Regions from separate parts of the Homo sapiens genome. Here region 2 is linked to region 1. A link is a contact called in ENCODE Hi-C or POLR2A ChIA-PET data. All regions are on one chromosome and are shown on one strand. Each heading gives the region's core, a stretch centred on a gene start or an enhancer-like site at or near the end of the contact. The rest is flanking DNA. Distances are from core to core; before and after follow the strand shown. Region 1 has its middle 17 kb from the start of LINC02732. Region 2 overlaps LINC02732 (long intergenic non-protein coding RNA 2732).

Region 1 (5,601 bases), core at 1,451-3,950:
CAGTGAAACTCTATCTCTACAAAAAATATTAAAAAAAAAAAATCAGCTGGGTGTGGTGCCATGCACCTGTAGTCAGCTACTTGGGAGGCTGAAATGGTAGGATTGCTTGAGCCCCAGGAGGTTAAGACTGCAGTGAGCCAAGGTAGGTCACACCATTGCACTCTAGCCTGGGCAACAAAGCAGACGCTGTCTCTAAAAAGAAAAAAGGGCTTGGCGTGGTGGCTCATGTCTATGATCTCAGCACTTTGAGAAGCCAAGGTGGGAGGATTCCTTGAGCCCAGAAGTTTGAGGTCAGCCTGGGCAACAGAGTGACACCCTGTCTCTACAAAAAATTAAAAATTAGCCATGCATGGTGGCGCATTCCTGGAGTCCCAGCTGCTTGGGAGGCTGAAGTAGGAAGATACTTGAGCCCAGGAGGTTGACACTGCATGATCACCCTACTGCACTCCGGCTGAGCAGCAGAGTAAGATCCTGTCTCAAAGGAAGCAAAATTAATAAAAAGAAAAAAGAAAATAAAAACAAATGCCATAAATTTGGAAAGAGTGTTGAAATATCTAAGTTGCTAAAGGTCTAAAAGTAGATTCTCAGACTTTCAGGACTCTTAAAATGCTCCTGATCTGTTTAACTAAATTTTAGTTAGTTTAATACTTAGGCCCTTTCTAAGGAATTTGGTACCAACATATAACTAGGCTATATGAAGGTCTAATTGAAGGTCTATGTGAAGATTGAAGGTCTAATCAATACAGACCACCAAATCCATGTTTTGAATCATTTTTATAGTTAGTGGCAGTACAAAAGGGTTGTAAAATTTGAACTTTATATAAATACTTGAATATAAATATTGTGAACATATATACAGGTGTAAAAATATAAAAACATTTTCCTAAAGAGGAAAAATGGTCAACTGTGCATTAAGCCATTTTAATATGTGTTTACATTGAAAAAGAGACATTTTGATATCAGTTTGTATCTTCTATGAAGCCTGTTCTAGAGTCTTTTGGATGATGTACTGGTTTTTGGATGATGTAATCGTTTTTCTTGTATAGCCTTAGGAAAATTTTTCATTAACTCTAGAAAGAAACAGACTGTTCCATACTTGGATCTATGTTAAAAAAATGAAGAGCTGTGGCATAAATGAAGGTAAATATAATTTCCTCATTTTTAACCGCCCTGAAAGATAACTGATTTCCTTTTTTTTATTTTTCAGACGGAGTCTCACTCAGTCATCCAGGCTGGAGTGCAGTGGCACAATCTCAGCTCGCTACAACCTCTGCCTCCCGGGTTCGAAGTGATTCTCCTGCCTCAGCCTCCTGAGTGGTTGGGATTACAGGCATGGCCTACCATGCTCTGCTTTTTTTTTGAGACAGAGTTTTGCTCTTGTTGCCCAAGGAGTGCAATGGCATGATCTCGGCTCACTGCAACCTCCGCCTCTCAGGTTCAAGCAATTCTCCTGCCTCAGGCTCCCGAGTAGCTGGAATTACAGGCACGTACCACCACGCCCGGCTAATTTTGTATTTTTAGTAGAGATGGGGTTTCTCCATGTTGGTCAGGCTGTTCTTGAACTCCTGAACTCAGGGGATTGGCCTGCCTCAGCCTCCCAACATGCTGGGATTACAGGTGTGAGCTACTGCGCCTGGCCTATTTTTTTTTTTTTTTGTCTTTAGTAGAGACGGGGTTTCACCATGTTGGCCAGGCTGGTCTCGAACTCCTGACCTCGTGATCCTCCCGCCTTGGCCTCCCAAAGTGCTGGGATCACAGGCATGAGCCACGGTGCCCGGCCTAAAGATAACTGATTTTCTTAAACAAAGTCAATCGTATAAATGCATTTGTTTTTATAGCATATATGAAAGTGTTCATGGAAAGGGATACCGATCCAGACCCCATTCTTTCTTGCATGGACCTCATGCAAGAAAGAATTCAGGGCCAGGCGCGGTGGCTCATGCCTGTAATCCCAGCACTTTGGGAGGCCGAAGCGGGCGGATCACAAGGTCAGGAGATGGAGACCATCCTGGCTAACAGGGTGAAACCCCGTCTCTACTGAAAATACAGAAAATTAGCCGGGCGTGGTGGCACGAGCCTGTAGTCCCAGCTACCTGGGGGGGCTGAGGCAGGAGAATGGCGTGAACCTGGCAGGCGGAGCTTTCAGTGAGCCGAGATCCCGCCACTGCACTCCAGCCTGGGCGACAGAGCCAGACTCCGTCTCAAAAAAAAAAAAAAAAAAAAAAAAAGAAAAAAGAAAAGAGAAAGAATTCAAGGTGACCCCATAGAGTAAAGTGAAAGCAAGTTTATTAAGAAAGTAAAGAAACAAAAGAATGGCTCTTCCATAGGCAGAGCAGCAGCATAGGCTGCTCAACTAATTACACTTAACAGTTGTTTCTTTATTATATGCTAAACAAGGAGTGAGTTATTCATGAGTTTTCCAGGAAAGAGGTGGGCAATCCCCGGAGCTGAGGGTTTCTCCCCTTTTTACACCACACAGGGTAACTTCCTGACGTTGCCATGGCATTTGTAAACTGTCATGGTGCTGCTGGGAGTGTCTCTTAGCATGCTAATGCCTTATAATTAGAGTATAATGAACAGTCAGAATGACCAGAGGTCACTTTCGGCACCATCTTGGTTTTAGTGGGATTTGGCCAGCTTCTTTATCACATGCTGTTTTATCAGCAAGGTCTTTGTGACCTATATCTTGTGCTGACCTCCTGTCTTATCCTGTGACGAAGAATGACTAACCTCTTGGGAATGCAGCCTAGTAGGTTTCAGCCTTATTTTACCCAGCCCCTGTTCACTATGGAGTCACTGTGATTCCAATGCCTCTGACAGAAGTAAAATATATGATAACATAACACAGAGGCTGAAAGGCCTATACTGTTACAAGGTTCTCATGCAACACATGAAGTGGTATAATATTATTTGAAGATAGACTGTGATGGATTAAAGATGTATATTTTAAACCCTAGGTTAAGCACTAAAAATGTATGTGAATGAAGTACAAATAGTGAGCCAATAATAAAGATGAAATGGACTCATTAAAAATACCCAAATAATCCAAAACAATATAGAAATAGAGGAAAGAGGAATCACAGAACCAAAAAGAAAAAAAAAACTACAAAAAATTAAGGCTGAGCACAGTGGCTCATGCCTGTAATCCCAACAATTTGGGAGGCTGAGGTGGGAGGATCACTGATGCCAGGGTTTGAGACCAACTTCAGCAACATAGGAAAATCCCATCTCTACCAAAAACAAAAACAAGTAAAAGAATCAAAGAACAGATGGAATAAATGGAAAATGACTACGAGATGGAAGATTTTAATTCAACCATATCAATAATTACAAAATAGTCTAAATGTACCAATTAAAAGACAGAAATTATCATTTGGGTAAAACTCAAGATTGAATTTTTTAAAAAAGCTCAAGAATATACTGTCTACAAGAAACCCATTTCAAATGTCAAGATATAACTAGGTTAAAAAAAACTAGCCTAATCCCCTGTTTATTAGCATCAACAAAACGTCTAATATTAGGCATTGCTGCCATCTCTTCTCCACCCACAATTAGACTGCACAAAAATATAAGAGCCTCCAAAGTAAACAGGAGACCTAGTCCTTGATCTCCATAGTAGCCAGAGTTTCACTTGCTCCTTCCATTACTATACGATGCCATTTTCACTTCCTCCTCATTTGTCTTTGAGCTTTGTTGCATTGGGTAGGAAGAGAAACGTTCTTTTTTTTTTTTTTTTGAGATGGAGTTTCCCTCTTGTTGCCCAGGCTGGAGTGCAATGGCACAATCTCGGCTCACTGCAGCCTCCACCTCCAGGGGTTCAAAGCAATTCTCCTGCCTCAGCCTCCCGAGTAGCTGGGATTACAGTCGCCCGCCACCATGCCCGGCTAAGTTTGTATTTTTAGTAGAGACGGGGTTTCTACATGTTGGTCAGGCTGGTCTTGAACTCCCAACCTCAGGTGATCCACCCACCTCGGCCTCCCAAAATGTTGGGATTACAGGCGTGAGCCACTGTGCCTGGCCTGAGAAACGTTCTTTACAATGGTCTCTTCTACTGACCACAGGCTCAGCTACAGGGAACCCTACCTTTATTACCAGGGCTACAGCGCTTGGTGACATAGATAACACCCATCTGAGGTCCTACCTTTTCACAGCTCCACTATTTGTAGAATATAATAGTTCTCCATCCTTCCCAGTCTCAAAACTCTTAGATAATTCAGCTCTATCCTGCTCTTAGCCTCAATGGAAAAACAAAAGTGTCTTAACTTTTCAGTGGTGATCAAGAAGCCCCAGCCTTCAGCTTAAAAAGCTCTGGCTTTTCCCTTTAAAGGGGACTGCTCTGTGGTGGTAAGGAAGTGCCTGTGCATCAGTTAGACTTGCATTCACAGGCAAATAACAGAAAAACCACCTGTAGTCCCTTGACCACATAGAGGTTTAATTTTCTTCACTGAAGTCTGTCTGTATCAGATAGCTGCTGACCTTGGTTCTACAATTTGGTGATGTCAGAGTCCATGTATCTGTGCTTGTCCTGACTTTTCTCTCATGGGTACAAGATGACACTGTAGATTCAGCCATCAATTCTGCATTCAAGAGAAAAGGAAGTGGGTGAAGGAGAACACAGACCTTATGTGTTCTTTCTTCAGCGAAGCAGAAGTTTTTCCGAACCTGATCTTCCTTGATCATGTTAAATGAAAAACCTCAGTTGCATTAAATTTAAAAGAGCTTAATTGGACAATGAACGATTTGCATATTGGGCAGCCTCCTGAGCCAGAGTAAGCTCAGATACTCCAGTGCAGCCATGTGGTGGAAGAAGATTTTTGGATAGAAAAAGGCAAGTGATATACAAAAAATGGAAGTGAGGTATAAAAATAGCTGGATTGGTTACAGTTTGGCATTTGCCTTATTAGAACACAGTTTGAATGCTCAGCAGTGTATGAGTGGTTGAAGAATGGCTGCTGGGATTGTCTGAGACTCAGCTCTTATTACAGACACATACTCCTAAATTAGGTTTTCAATCTTATCTACCTACTAAGTTAGGTTACTGTCCATTCACAAGGGCTCAAATATGGAAGCACAGAGTCATTCTCAGGCCATATTTAGTTTGCTTTAACAATCATCAGGCCTCATGATGTCCCATGGGCCAGAACTGGGTCCCAGGGCCATCTCTAGATGCAAGGAAAAACAGAAAAGCAAGTATTCTGCTTTTCAGGCTGTATAGTGGGAGGCATAAATGGATAAGAGGTTTGGGAATGGCTTTGAGTAGCTGTTCAACATTATGTTTCATAATCCCTTGTTCCTTCCTGATGAGTAGAAAACAAGGCAGAGTTAATTTCTCAAACACAATATGCTGGTACTTGGGTCAGAGCAGCGCATTACATACATATGACGTCCAGGCACTGCAAATAAGAACCACTGTACTCCAGCAGGTCACAAAAAAGAGAACAGAATGAGTTGTGCATCAGAAATGGGGAAAGTAGTCAGAGGACAAGAAGTATTAGAAGGAATGGGAGTGAAAAGGGGAAGAATCACAGAGACTTTGACCTAAAGAAGCATAAACAAAGTAACAGCCTGAGGGCTTGGGACCCCAAGGCCCAATTCAGGAGC
Region 2 (5,601 bases), core at 1,822-4,321, 36 kb after region 1:
TCCTCCAAATTCCCAAACACATTAAATAATTATTAAAGGTTGGGCATGGTGGCTTATGCCTGTAATCCCAGCACATTGGGAGGCCAAGGCAAGAGGACTGCATGAAGCCAGGAGTTCTAGAGCAGCGTGGGCAACATAAGGAGACCCCTCTACAAAAAATAAAAGCAAAAATAAGTTGGGTGTGGTGGTATGTGCCTCTAGTCCTAGTTACCTGGGAGGCTGAGGTGGGGGGATCACTTGAGCCCATGAGTTCCAGCCCATAGCAGTGGGCTATGATTGTGCCACTGCACCTCAGCATGGGTTGACAGAGACCTTGTCTCTAAAAATATATTATTATTATAATAATAATTAACAGTTATGTTTTTCTCCCTAGATAGCTCCCTTTTGTTCTTTCACAGCCTTCTGCCTTTGGGATGGCTGCTTGCTAGGTGTAATAGATGTTTTATTAGCAAGATATTTTCTCTCAGAATTTTGAGGGCATTGCCCTGTTGTCTTCTGGCATTTTGTATTGCTATTGAAAAGGCTGATGCCAGTCAGATTGCTGATCCATAAGGCAATATGTGACCTGGTTTTTCATTCTGGAAGTTTTTAGTATCTTTTCTTTATTTCCAGTATTCTAAAATTTTAAAATTAATTGCCTTAGAGAGTGTGGCAGAGACGGGTATTAGACCATCAAAAAAATGTCCTTCTTCCTTGGTGCAGAGTGGTTTAGAGGAAGCCTGTGCCTGGCACTGCTCAGCATTTCCCAGCCCCATTGCATTCAGGAAGAACCTTGTGACTGGTTCTTTCTAACAGAAGGAGTGTGAGCTGAACTGATGTGTGTCAGCTGAGGTGGTGGTGGTGGGGTCAAGGGCAGGGACTGGAGTGGAGGGCATGACAAGAAGGGATGCAGCTAGTTCAGGAAGACCAGTGTCAGAGGAGTCAGGGCCCAGGGATCCAAGGTCCATGTTAATGTTTCCACTCTATCCCCAGTGCCAGCCCTGCACCCCACTCCTGCCCCTGCTTGGTGCTCAATGACCCTGTGTCTGGCTTCTCTGGGGAGAACTGACTCTGTCTTATTCACTTCCCTTTCTCCAGGCTCTCAGGTAATTTTCTCTACTCTGATAAGTAAGTTGCTTCTCATTCTTTCCTTTTCCATCTTCCAAACACTTATTGAAATCCTTTTCTGTTATTCTCTTTATCTTTATGAATTTTATCGTTTTACTTCCCTTAACCGTCATTGTGATGGCTTGGGGAGTGTATTAGGTTCCAAGGGCTGCTGTGACACATTACCACAAAATTAGGGGCTTAACACAACAGAAATTTATTCTTTCACAGTTCTGGGGTCCAGAAATCTAAACTCAGTTTCATTAGGCCTAAATCAAGGTGTTGGCAGGGCCTCTTTCGGCTTCTGGTGGCTGCTGGCATTCCTTGGCTTGTGACTCCATCACTCCAGTTTCTGCATGATCACAATTTCCTCCTCCTCTTCTGTTGGTACCAAATCTCCTTCAGCCTCTCTCCTATAAGGACACTTGTGATTGTATTTAGGGCCCACCCAGATAATTCAGGATAACCATCCAAAGATCCTTGACTTAATTACATCTGCCACGTACTTGCCACATAAAGTAACATTCACAGATTCTGGAGATTAGGATGTAGACACATCTTTGGGAGCCATTATTTAGCCTACGACAGGGAGAGAAGATGAAAGCATATGGTCAGTCTACAATATTTAATGGGGGTTCTTTCCGTGTTTTCCTCTAGTGCCTTGCAATTTCCTTTTAGCATTTCAATCTTTGATCTAATTGGAATCTATTTCAGAATGGAGCTTCCTTGTTATCCCAAATGCCAATTTTTAATTTTATTATTTTATTTTATTTTTTTGAGATGGAATCTTGCTCTGTCACCCAGGCTGGGGTACGGTGGCACAATCTCAGCTCACTGCAACATCCACTTCCCGGGTTCAAGTGATTCTCCTGCCTTAGCCTCCTGAGTAGCGGAGATTACAGATGCCCACATCCAAGGTGGCTAATTTTTTTTTCTTTTTTGTATTTTCAGTAGAGATGGGGTTTTGCCATGTTGGCCAGGCTGGTCTTGAATTCCTGACCTCAAGTGATCCGCCCATCTCGGCCTCCCAAAGTGCTGGGAGTACAGACATGAGCCACCATGCCCGGTTGCCAATTTTAAAATATTTTGTCTTTTCTCCCTGGATATGAAATAAAAGTGATTAGGTCTTAAGATAAAAAAATTAAAACACATTTATTTTCCTGTAACATGCAAAAATGCAAAAAAAAAAAAAAAGAAAGTAAAATAAAATAGATATAATTTTGGAGAAATTGCCTTTGCTCACTGTGGATTCTGGAGGGTGTGAGTGATGGACAGGTCCATCTGTGCATGGAGAATGGAAAGCCCCTTCTCCAGGATCACCCTTTACCTTAGGAGAACACCTCAGCTCCAGGCACCAAGCAGGAGTATCATAGGCACTTAGCTTTACTCCTATAGACAAATAAGAGTGGGGAGACTATGTGGTAAGGAATGATACCCTTACACTCTTTCCAGCCCTTCCCAGTCTTACAAGGAGTGACACACTTGGTGGCCTTCAAGCCTGTCACTGCAATTCATGCAGTGGGTGGTAAGAGGACAAAGCACGCTAGGTCCCTGATCCGACCTCCCAGGGATGACAGGTCTGGCTACTCCTCAAACTGAACCTGAAAGAATGCAAATGGTTCAAGTTTTCACCCTGATTCTGGCACACCCCGAGGCAAAAATAGCCATTTGCCTTCATACGAGCTTCTGTGTAGGCTGTGAATAAGGAGGTTTCTATCTCAGCTTTCTTTTTGCTCATTTAAAGACAACTGAGAGTACGACAGGGTAATTGTTTTGTTTTAAAGCACTGTAATTTAGTTCCTTTCTGGACCTTCTATGTATGAGTCATTTTCTGTAGCAGTACTAAGAGATGCAAATAGAAAAACATTATTTCTGAAAGCTTGAGATTTCAAGCTGGGCCTTTTATTCACATTCTCTTGCTAGTTTTAGTTTTACTTGTGACATTCATGTTATTAGAAGAATGACACAATTTCAATCACATTTTTGTCCCATGTACTAATGTAGCAAACAATTTCACAACCTTCCCTTTCTTTTACATGTGAGTCATTATCATTTGGTTTTGTTCTCCTTTACTCCTGAACTCACTATCTCCTGATCACATGTATACACATTTCTCTGATATCCTAGATCTTTATGGGTGATCAAGATTTTTGTATATTCTGTTTTGTTGCTTTCATACCCGCTAGTATCCTTTTTAAGTTTGACTCTTTTATACTTTGGGAGATGCCAAACAAATACTTCAGGAGAAAGGAGGCAGTGTGTTGAAAGGAAGTTGACAAAGCAAGAAGAAAAGAAGAAGAAGATATAAGGAGGAAACGTAGTGGCTCTTAAACAAAGATCTTGCATCTTTTCCTTCTTTAATTTTTTTTTTTTTTTTTTTTTTTTTTGGTTTGAGACAGAGTGTCACTCTGTCATCCAGGCTGGAGTACGGTGGTGCAACCTTGGCTCACTGCAACCTCCACCTGCTGGGTTCAAGCGATTCTCCTGCTTCAGCCTCCTGAGTAGCTGGGACTACAGGCGCAGGTTACCACGCCTGGCTAATTTTTGTATTTTTAGTGGAGGTGGGTTTCACCATGTGGGCCAGGCTGGTCTCGAACTCCTGACCTCAAATGATCCACCCACCTCGGCCTCCCAAAGTGCTGGGATTACAAAACAGAATTGCTTGAACCCAGGAGGGAGAGGTTGCAGTGAGCTGAGATGGCGCCACTGCACTCTAGCCTGGGCAACAGAGCGAGACTCCATCTCAAAAACAAACAAACAAACAAACCAAACCCAACTTTGAACCCAGAATCAGAAAGCAGATTTAATTTGGAACTCTATAGAATGTCTGCACATGAACAGATGCCATAGCCGTAACAAAAATTAGGGCCACAGCCACTTTTCTTGCATCTCCTCCTTCCTCCTTTTTTCTTTGGCTTTCTTGTATAAACCTTAGCATAAGGCATGGTTGCTTGGTTTACAAAATATTTGTTTATGAAAGTTGCAAAGGTGAGAAGAGGGATTTCAGAATCAGAAAGACTGGGTTTCAAATTTTGGCTTTGCTCTGTGACCTTTGGCAAATTATATAACTTCATTAAGCTTCAGCTTTTCCCTAGTAAATATTTGACTGATGAGAGGTAAATGAGAAAATGTGTATAAAAATCTTAGTATAGTGCTTAGCATTTCAAGCAACCCAGAATATCAACTAATTTGTTAAATGAATATTTCTTGAATATTTACTGTATGCTGAACTGTCTGCCAGGTTGAGGCTGCTGTGGTGAATTGGACAGGAAAGATTCCTGGCCTTGTGGAGCTTGCATTCTGGTGGGAAAAACAGACAATAAACATGTAAACAAATCAATAAAATAACCAGATGGTGAGAAGCCCTGAAAGAAATAAAAAAAAAAGTGTGTTATTAAGAACAGCAGGGAGGATCTGTGTCCTATGCTGGGGAAGTCAGGGAAGATTTCACAGCAGCCTGAAGAATGAGAAAGAGCCAGCTGTACTATGAGCTGTTTAAGACAGAGGAAATTGGGTCACTGGCTTAGAGAGAGATTGGGTTCTACTCACTGTCAGAGGCCAGCAGTGCAAGGTTCCTCCTTATCTTCTTATGGCCTGTGTCCTTCTATAGCCCTGGCCACTGAGAATTGGCTCAGACTGTGACTGTGACTTGCTGTCCTCAACTTCCTTATCCAACTGAAATTGGATGGTCCATCATAGTCACCCTCTTGAATAGATCCCAAACTCCCTTGTCCTTTTAATTGTACTTTAAACTCACTTGGCCAAACTCCAACCCTGGTTAAATCCAGCTCTCTGCCCTACTCCATGTCTTTGCCCATTGAGTATGGTGGAAGAATAGCCCACAATCTCATTGGCTGGTTCTATGGTCTGAATGTTGGTATGCTTTCCAAAATCATAGGCTGAAACTTAATCCTCAATGTCATAGCATGGAGGTGGAGACTTTGGGGGAAGTGATTAAGTCATGAAGACTGCCTTCATAAATGGGATAATGTAAAGGAGATTAAAAGGAGGCTGTTTGCTCCCTTCTACCATGTGAGAATGCAGCAAGAGGTACCATCTCTGTGCAATGAGCCCTTACCAGACATTGAACCTGCTGGCACTTTATCTTGGACTTCCCAGCCTCCAGAACTGTGAGCAATACATTTCTGTTGTTTATAAATTACCCAGTGTAAGATACTTTGTTATAGCAGCACAAATGGACTAAGACTAAGGACCTCAGTTCCACTTTAAATTCGCCGAGGTCGTTATGCTACCAAGCAATCTTATGAGATTCCCCTGTTCCCTCTCTCTTCTACTCTCCCTACTCCAGGTTCATGAAGAGAGGGGTTGGAGTATCATGATCTCTACTCCCCCTCCACCAGGTAGATAAGAGAGGGGCAGCTCTGTGAACCCAAGCTTGCCTAGCCCCAGCTCCCCTTCCTGCCACTCTCTCTACTCAGATCCTGGTCATTCCATTCTTCAAAGCTCAGCTATTCTCTCTCTTGAAAAGTGCCCTTTTTCCATCAAACACATAAA

The links. Hi-C counts contacts between places; a loop is a spot of excess contacts on that map. ChIA-PET counts read pairs that join two places held with the same protein, here RNA polymerase II (POLR2A). Pooled maps may share reads with other maps.
Region 2: a pooled map shows a loop between it and region 1 (4-fold over the local background). The contact joins two enhancer-like sites. A Hi-C loop is called at or near these places in 3 of 168 maps with a recorded cell type or tissue (GM12878, endothelial cell of umbilical vein and naive thymus-derived CD4-positive, alpha-beta T cell), 30 of 37 single-sample maps with no recorded cell type and 15 of 50 pooled maps. POLR2A ChIA-PET finds 5 or more read pairs at or near these places in 12 of 52 experiments (Caco-2, GM10248, GM12878 and 7 more).

What each region holds. Positions count from the first base shown.
Region 1 is chr11:110,335,236-110,340,836 of GRCh38, forward strand. No RefSeq gene overlaps it. Among named protein-coding and RNA genes, the nearest start is that of LINC02732, 17 kb to the right of the region's middle. Within about 2 kb of position 2,701, at least 2 of the 41 ENCODE cell types and tissues checked have a DNase peak (open chromatin) inside an H3K27ac peak, as active enhancers do.
Region 2 is chr11:110,370,505-110,376,105 of GRCh38, forward strand. All of the region lies in intron 2 of LINC02732 (long intergenic non-protein coding RNA 2732), which reads left to right. It overlaps LOC107984385 (a long non-coding RNA gene), which reads right to left. Exons shown (of 2, transcript XR_007062885.1): 2 at 1,280-1,665. Among named protein-coding and RNA genes, the nearest start is that of LINC02732, 18 kb to the left of the region's middle. Within about 2 kb of position 3,072, at least 3 of the 41 ENCODE cell types and tissues checked have a DNase peak (open chromatin) inside an H3K27ac peak, as active enhancers do.